2 separate regions of the Homo sapiens genome follow, and region 1 is linked to region 2. Evidence: read pairs that join two places in POLR2A ChIA-PET (ENCODE). Cell type or tissue: HepG2. All regions are shown on one strand.

Region 1 (4,000 bases), 480 kb after region 2:
ATTCATAAATCAACACTTACTGTTGATGCCTGTTCTGTGTGAAACCCTCAGTGGAGGAAATAGCAAAGAACTAGAAGTCATGGTCTCATTTGAAGGACTGTACTTCTAATTCAATAAAAAATGTAGAAAACATCATTTTTAGTATGACCAACATGGAGAAACCCTGACTCTACTAAAAATACAAAATTAGCCGGGCGTGGTGGTGCATGTCTGTAATTCCAGCTACTCGGGAGGCTGAGGCGGGAGAAGCACTTGAACCCGGGAGGCAGAGATTGTCAGCCAAGATGGCGCCATTGCACTCCAGCCTGGGCAACAAGAGTGAAACTGTCTCCAAAAAAAAAAAAAAAATCAAATCTTCTTTATAACTGTAAGAAAATAGTTATCTACAACTTTTTGCTTGATTTTAACCTAATATATTCTTTTTTTTGTTTTTGTTTTTGTTTTTTTGAGACGGAGTTTCACACTTGTTGCCCAGGCAGGAGTGCAGTGATGCAGTCTCGGCTCTCAGTCTCTCAGGGTAGGTAGCAGGCTTTTTTTTTTTTTTTTTTTTGAGATGGAGTCTCACTCTGTCACCCAGGCTGGAGTTCGGTGGCATGATCACGGCTCACTGCAACCTCCGCCTCCTGGGTTCAAGCGATTCTCCTGCCTCAGCCTCCTGAGTAGCTGGGATTACAGGTGCGTGCCACCGTGTCTGGCTAATTTTTGTAACTTAATATATTCTTAACCATTACATTCTATTTTAGGTATCCTGAAGCAGTTTATGTTGTTTATACCGGCGATGTTAATGTCAACGGTCAACAGATACTAGAAGGTGCTTTCAGAAGATTTAACATCAGATTAATTCACCCAGTGCAGTTTGTTTTTTTAAGGAAACGCTATCTTGTGGAAGATTCACTGTATCCTCACTTCACACTGCTGGGCCAAAGTCTAGGATCCATTTTTCTTGGCTGGGAAGCTCTAATGCAGTGTGTTCCTGATGTTTACATTGATTCAATGGGATACGCTTTTACGCTTCCTCTGTTTAAGTATATAGGGGGTTGCCAAGTTGGAAGCTATGTTCATTATCCTACTATCAGCACCGACATGCTCTCTGTAGTGAAGAATCAAAATATTGGATTTAATAATGCAGCCTTCATTACCAGGAATCCTTTTCTCAGCAAAGTAAAGCTCATCTACTACTATTTATTTGCTTTTATTTATGGACTTGTTGGTTCTTGCAGTGATGTAGTCATGGTCAATTCTTCTTGGACACTAAACCATATTCTCTCACTATGGAAAGTTGGGAATTGCACTAACATTGTTTATCCACCTTGTGATGTGCAGACATTTCTGGACATTCCCTTACATGAGAAAAAGATGACCCCAGGACATTTGCTGGTTTCTGTTGGCCAGTTTAGGCCGGAAAAGAATCATCCATTGCAGATCAGAGCCTTTGCTAAATTGCTGAATAAGAAGATGGTTGAGTCACCTCCTTCGCTTAAACTTGTCCTCATTGGAGGTTGTCGTAACAAAGATGATGAACTTAGGGTAAACCAACTGAGAAGGCTGTCTGAGGATTTAGGAGTTCAAGAATATGTGGAATTTAAAATAAACATTCCATTTGATGAATTAAAGAATTATTTGTCTGAAGCAACAATTGGTCTGCATACCATGTGGAACGAGCATTTTGGGATTGGTGAGTTTGGCCTTTAAACAACTTGTTTGGTGCCATGAGATACACATTTTAAGTTCTTTTGATAAAATGATAATACTCTGGAAATCTGCATCATGCCCTAATTCTCTTGCCCTCATCCACCAAATGTGCTTTCCTCACTTGAGACCTTGTAAGATAGTAGTTAATAATAGCAGCTAGTATTTATTGACCAATTCCTGTGTGTGGGCCACTGTGTTGAGATTTTTACATGTATTATCTAATTTAAGCCTTTCTAAACCCGTTTGATAGGTGTTATTGTTATTCCCATTTTATAAATAAAGAAACTCAGGCACAGGAAGGTTTAGAAATTGCTCGAGTTCAGTTACACAGTAAGTGGTAGAGCCCGGATTCTAACCCAGATAGCCCCTGCTCTTAACAGCAACATTTTCTCTCTCCATCTAACCCCACTACATACTTACTGGTACAGATTCCTGGGCCCTACCCTAATCCTACAGAATGGCCAAATGAGAATCTCTGGACAAGGCCCAGGTAGATGTATTTTGATAATGCTGCTTAAGTGATTCTGTTATGCATCAAAAGTTGAGAACCACTGTTTGCATAGGGGCTTCTCACAGTAACTCTTTTAGTCTTTTATTGATTCTACCCTCACCATTGGAATGGCTCTCCTCTTTGTGCCAGATTGCATCATAAGTCTTCAACTTAAATCTCCTTGCACTTTAGCCTTTCTTGTTTATTCTGGCACAAACTGCTATCTCTATTCTGACCTGTTAAGCACACATTTTGCTATAAAATCAAGTACTGCTTTGTGTTTAATTTGGGTCCACATATATTTCTCAAGCGCTTTGTGCCTCACACTGTTAGTTGTTAGGGGAAATGAGGATAACATAAAAGTGACATTTCCTAAACTAAGACTTCAATTTCTCTTATACTCTTTTTACTCCTAGTTAGTAGTGTAGTGCTAGGCCCAGACATTAAGCAAGAACTTGTTGACCCAACCTGTTGCATGGGATCTGACCTCCTGTGCTTCCTTCCATAGAAACTTACTAAGCATTCACTCTGCTGAGCGCTTGGGTGGATGCTAGGGATGTGGTGGAGACAGGAGCTGCTTGGCCTGTCAGAGGCTTCCCACCCTCTGGTGGTACCAACAGGCTACACAGGCAAGTGCCGTGCCGTGCTGTGCCGTGTGCCAGGTGCTATGCTAAGGAAGTGCAGGGTGATGTGAAAGCGCCAAAGAGAAACCTAACACAGACTTGTGCGGGCAGGGAACAGTTGCCCAAGGAAATGATGTGACACTTGAGCAGGACCCGAACAATAGAGGTTAGCCAGGAGAGAGGGGAGAGTCTCCAGCAGAGGGAACAGCACTGTGACAGGAGTGACAACAGATGCATCAATAGGAACATTCAGCAGGAAGACAACAGAGAGGTGATATAGGCCAGGTTAAGCCAGTGGAAAAAAATAGCAGGATTTTAAGTATTGCACGTAAAAGCTTTCTGATTTCTCCAGTCCATTCTGGCCACATGGGGAGTGGATCAGTGAAGAGCAGGGAGAGCAAGACTGGAAGGGCAGTAAGATGAGCCGGCCTACTGTAGCAGCCCAGATGGAGGTGCTCATGAGCTGAACTTCGTAGGTGAACATGCTTGAGAAACATTCTGCAGTAGTATTGACCAGGACTTGGTGATTAACTGGATGTGTTAAATGAGGGAGGAAGAGAAGACTACCTAGGGTTTTGGGAGCAGGGCAGCTGTGAGAATGGTGTTGGCTTTCTCCCAGAGGGGAAATCCAAGAGCAAATGCCATTAATGAGCCAAGTTTTGAACCTGCAGAATTTGAGTTCATCTGTGGGACATGTGAGGGCATGCGTCCAGGAGGTAGTTTTGTATATAGGAGTCTGAAGTTGAGAGGAGTCTGGTCTGGAAATAAAAAATGAGGATTGTCCTTGTGCAGGTAGTTATCAAAGCTCCCGTGGATGTGGTTAAGATCGCCTGGGGAATATGTACAGAGTGAAAAGAGGCTCTCAGTACAAAATGCAGAGAACAGGAACAGCTGAGAAATGGGGAGAAGAAATGGAGAGGCGGGGAAAGCCATCCAAGTGCAGTGTCTTAGAAACCAAGGAAGAGAGTGTTTGGAGAAGAATGGAGAGGGCACAGATTCCGATGCTGCCCAGATGCTGGGGAAGGTAAGGCAGTCACTGGTGACCTGGGCAAGAGCAGTCTTGAGGGAGAAGTAGAAGCAAAAGTCAGACTATGAGCAAAAATCAAAAGTCAAGCACTCAGAAGTGAACAAGTAGAGTTGGTAAGTGCAAACCACACTTTCAGTAAGTTTATCTGTGAAGTACGGGGAGGGGGAG
Region 2 (4,000 bases):
GCTTTTTTTTTTTTTTTTTTTTTGAGACAGTGTCTTGCTCTGTCACCCAGGCTGGAGTGCAGTGGTGCAAACATGGCTCACTGCGGTCTCCACTTTTTTCTTTTTTTTTTCTTTTCTTTTTAATTTTTTAATATACTTTAAGTTCTGGGGTACATGTGCAGGTTTGTTACGTAGGTATATATGTGCCATGGTAGTTTGCTGCACCCATCAACCCGTCATCTACATTAGGTATTTCTCCTAATGCTATCTGTCCCCCAACTCCCCACCACCTGACAGGCCCCAGTGTGTGATGTTCCCCACCCTGTGTCCATGTGTTCTCATTGTTCAACTCCCACTTATAAGTGAGAACATGCAGTGTGTGGTTTTCTGTTCTTGTATTAGTTTGCTGAGAATGATGATTTCCATCTTCATCCACGTCCCTGCAAAGGACATAAACTCATCCTTTTTTATGGCTGCATAGTATTCCGTGATGTATATGTGCCACAATTTCTTTATCCAGTCTATCATTAATGGGCATTTGGGTTGGTTCCAAGTCTTTGCTATTGTAAACAGTGCCACAATAAACATACGTGTGCATGTGTCTTTATAGTAGAATGATTTATAATCATTTGGATATATACCCAGTAATGGGATTGCTGGGTCAAATGGTATTTCTGGTTCTAGATCCTGAGGAATCACCACACTGTCTTCCACAATGGTTGAACTAATTTACACTCCCACCAACAGTGTAAAAGCATTCCTATTTCTCCACATCCACTCCAGCATCTGTTGTTTCCTGACTTTTTAATGATTGCCATTCTAACTGGTATGAGATGGTATCTCATTGTGGTTTTGATTTGCATTTCTCTGAAGACCAGTGAAGATGACCATTTTTTTATATGTCTGTTGGCTGCATAAATGTCTTCTTTTGAGAAGTTTCTGTTCATATCCTTTGCCCACTTTTTGATGGAGTTGTTTTTTTCTTGTAAATTTGTTTGAGTTCTTTGTAGGTTCTGATTATTAGCCCTTTGTCAGATGGATAGATTGCAAAATTTTTTTCCCATTCTGTAGGTTGCCTGTTCACTCTGATGATAGTTTCTTTTGCTGTGCAGAAGCTCTTTAGTTTAATTAGATCCCATTTGTCAATTTTGACTTTTGTTGCCATTGCTTTTGGTGTTTTAGTCATGAAGTCTTTGTCCATGCCTATGTCCTGAATGGTATTGCCTAGGTTTTCTTCTAGGGTTTTTGTGGAGTTAGATCTCACGTTTAAGTCTTTAATCCATCTTGTGTTAATTTTTGTATAAGGTGTAAGGAAGGGATCCAGTTTCAGCTTTCTGCATATGGCTAGCCAGTTTTCCCAACATCGTTTATTAAATAGAGAATCCTTTCCTCATTGCCTATTTTTGTGAGGTTTTTCAAAGATCAGATGGTTGTAAATGTGTGATGTTGTTTCTGAGGCCTCTGTTCTGTTCCATTGGTCTATATATCAGTTTTGGTACCGGTACCATGATGTTTTGGTTACTGTAGCCTTGTAGTATAGTTTGAAGTCAGGTAGTGTGATGCCTCCAGCTTTGTTCTTTTTGCTTAGGATTGTCTTGGCTATCTGGGCTCTTTTTTGGTTCCATATGAAATTTAAAGTAGTTTTTCCCAATTCTATGAAGAAAGTCAATGGTAGTTTGATGGGGATAGCACTGAATCTATAAATCACTTTGGGCAGTATGGCCATTTTCACAGTATTGATTCTTTGTGAAAGAAAAATCAATATCCGTGACACTGCAGAGTCTTGCACTATCGCCCAGGCTGGAGTGCAGTGGCATGATCTTGGCTCACTGTAACCTCTGCCTCCTGGGTTCAAGTGATTTTGCTGCCTTAGCCTCCTGAGTAGCTGTGATTACAGGCGCCTGCCACTACGCCCAGCTAATTTTTTGTATTTTTAGTAGAGATGGGGTTTCACCATGTTGGTCAGGCTGTTCTCGAACTCCTGACCTCTTGATTTGCCCGCCTTGGCCTCTCAAAGTGCTGGGATTATAAGTGTGAGCCACCATGTCTGGCCAAGTCTCCATCTTTATGCATCTATTAAATAATACTTTAATGGTGTGCTTGTGGCATGGGCTATATTTATTATGTATTGGTAAGTTAAATTATAACATGAGAAATATAGTTTAAACAATTATAAATTCTATATGCATTATTTTGGCAAAAGTATGAAAGCAAATAAATCACCATAATATGTGGTTTATGAATTATTGATAATTTTTCTTTTTCATTTATCTTATTTACATCTTTCTATAATTATGCAGTAAAAATGACTTTCGGCAGGGTGCAGAGGTTCATGTCTGTAATCCCAGCACTTTGAGAGGCCACGGCAGACAGATCGCTTGAGCTCAGGAGTTCAAGGCCAGCCTGGGCCACATAATGAAACCTTGTGTCTACAAAAATACAAAAAAAAAAAAATTAGCCAGCAGTGGTGGCACACACCTGTAGTCCCACCTATTCAGGAGGCTGAAGTGGGAGAATCACCTGAACATGGGGAGATAGAGGCTGCAGTGAGCCATGATGTGCCACTGCAACTCCAGCCTGAGTGACAGAATGAGAACCTGTCTCAAAAAAAAAAAAAAAAAAAAAACTTTCAGCAGGAACGACAAAATTCAAAGACTGAAAAGGAAATAATGGGGAAATAACCTTAAAAAAATAAGAGAATCCTGAAGACAGATCCTCTTTGTAACTGAATCTCTGCATGTAAGTTAGGCTATGTTGGTGCTATGTAAAAATACTTTGGACTTTGCCAAACACTGAGCTACAGCTACCCAAGCGGCATAAGGGAAAAGTCTGAACATTCTTTGCAAATTCCTACTTCCACAGCACTATTTAAGAATCGAACTAATTTTTATTACATAATTGTAGAAAGATGTAAATAAGATAAATGAAAATAAATCATAAACCACATATCATGGTGATTTATTTACTTCTATACTTTTGCCAAAATAATGTTTTTAGAATTTATAAATTTTTAAACTATATTTTTCATTTTATAATTTAACTTACCAATATATAATAAATATAGTCTATGTCAATAAGCACACCATTAAAATATTATTTAACAGATGCATGAAAGTGGAGACTGCAGTGAGCTGTGTTTACACCACTGCACTCCAGCGTGGGTGATAGAGCAAGGCCCTGTCTCAGAAAAAAAAAAAAAAAAAAAAAGATGCGTGATATTTTATAGTATGGACACATCATAACTTATTTCATCAATAACTTGCTATTAAACATACTGTTAATGTTTTAATGTTATCTTTTTTTAAGTTGTTGTAAAGAATCTCAAAAAGTGAAGCCTGAATAAGTTTTGATGATGGAAACAAATTAGTAGAAACGATCTATGATCTAGGAATTGTTATGTGTATAATAAATCAATTCAAAAACAAAGGCCTATATTTTAGATGCAGCCGCAGAATCCATACTGAGGAATTCTTAAGGAGCTCTGCTGAAGTGGCAAACTCATTTTATTTACTCTTCATTTTTTCCAACTATACCCTGCTTGAAGCTGGGCTCCCTGTTGTTATACATCTTTAAGAAACAAAAATAAATTCTAGCATAATGGGATCAAAACTTGGTAGTCTCTTATGGTAATGAATTCAGAGATCAGTTATAATGAGCAAAGAGACTACTTCCTGCGACAGCCAAAATCATATGGTACCAAACAGACCTAAGATATTTCTCTTCCACGAATGTATGTGTGATATATGCGAAGTGCATACAGCAAGCCCTGGGAGTGTCTGATCATGTATTCTATATTTTGAGCATTATCCACCATGTTTGCTTTTTTTACACTGTGGCTTAACCTACACAAAATGTAGAGAAATCTGTATCATTTGATTATTGATTACTTGAATATGCTGTTAATGAGGTCTTCTTGTGTCTTAGGTTGGGTTTCCCAAGAAGTAGATTCTGAGACAGAGAGTTGTGTGCAGGCGTCTATTGAGAAAACACTTGTGAGGGCATGAGGAAGTAGGACAGCGGC

The links. ChIA-PET counts read pairs that join two places held together with the same protein. Peaks named below come from ENCODE experiments on the same cell type or tissue, not always from the same donor. Only the 100,000 strongest peaks of a DNase experiment are listed, where the experiment ranks them.
Region 1: POLR2A ChIA-PET joins it to region 2 with 8 read pairs; 1 of 35 experiments calls an interaction of 5 or more read pairs at or near these places.

Annotation. Positions count from the first base shown.
Region 1 is chr13:52,023,263-52,027,262 of GRCh38, forward strand. It overlaps ALG11 (ALG11 alpha-1,2-mannosyltransferase), which reads left to right. Exons shown (of 4, transcript NM_001004127.3): 3 at 744-1,675. UTP14C (UTP14C small subunit processome component) reads left to right here and starts at 1,429. Exons shown (of 2, transcript NM_021645.6): 1 at 1,429-1,675. In HepG2, CTCF peaks have their summits at 2,781 (motif pointing left) and 3,232; DNase peaks (open chromatin) are centred at 2,379 and 3,259.
Region 2 is chr13:51,545,216-51,549,215 of GRCh38, forward strand. LOC124903175 (a long non-coding RNA gene) reads left to right here and starts at 3,909. Exons shown (of 4, transcript XR_007063804.1): 1 at 3,909-4,000. In HepG2, no CTCF peak of the experiment used is centred here; a DNase peak (open chromatin) is centred at 2,376.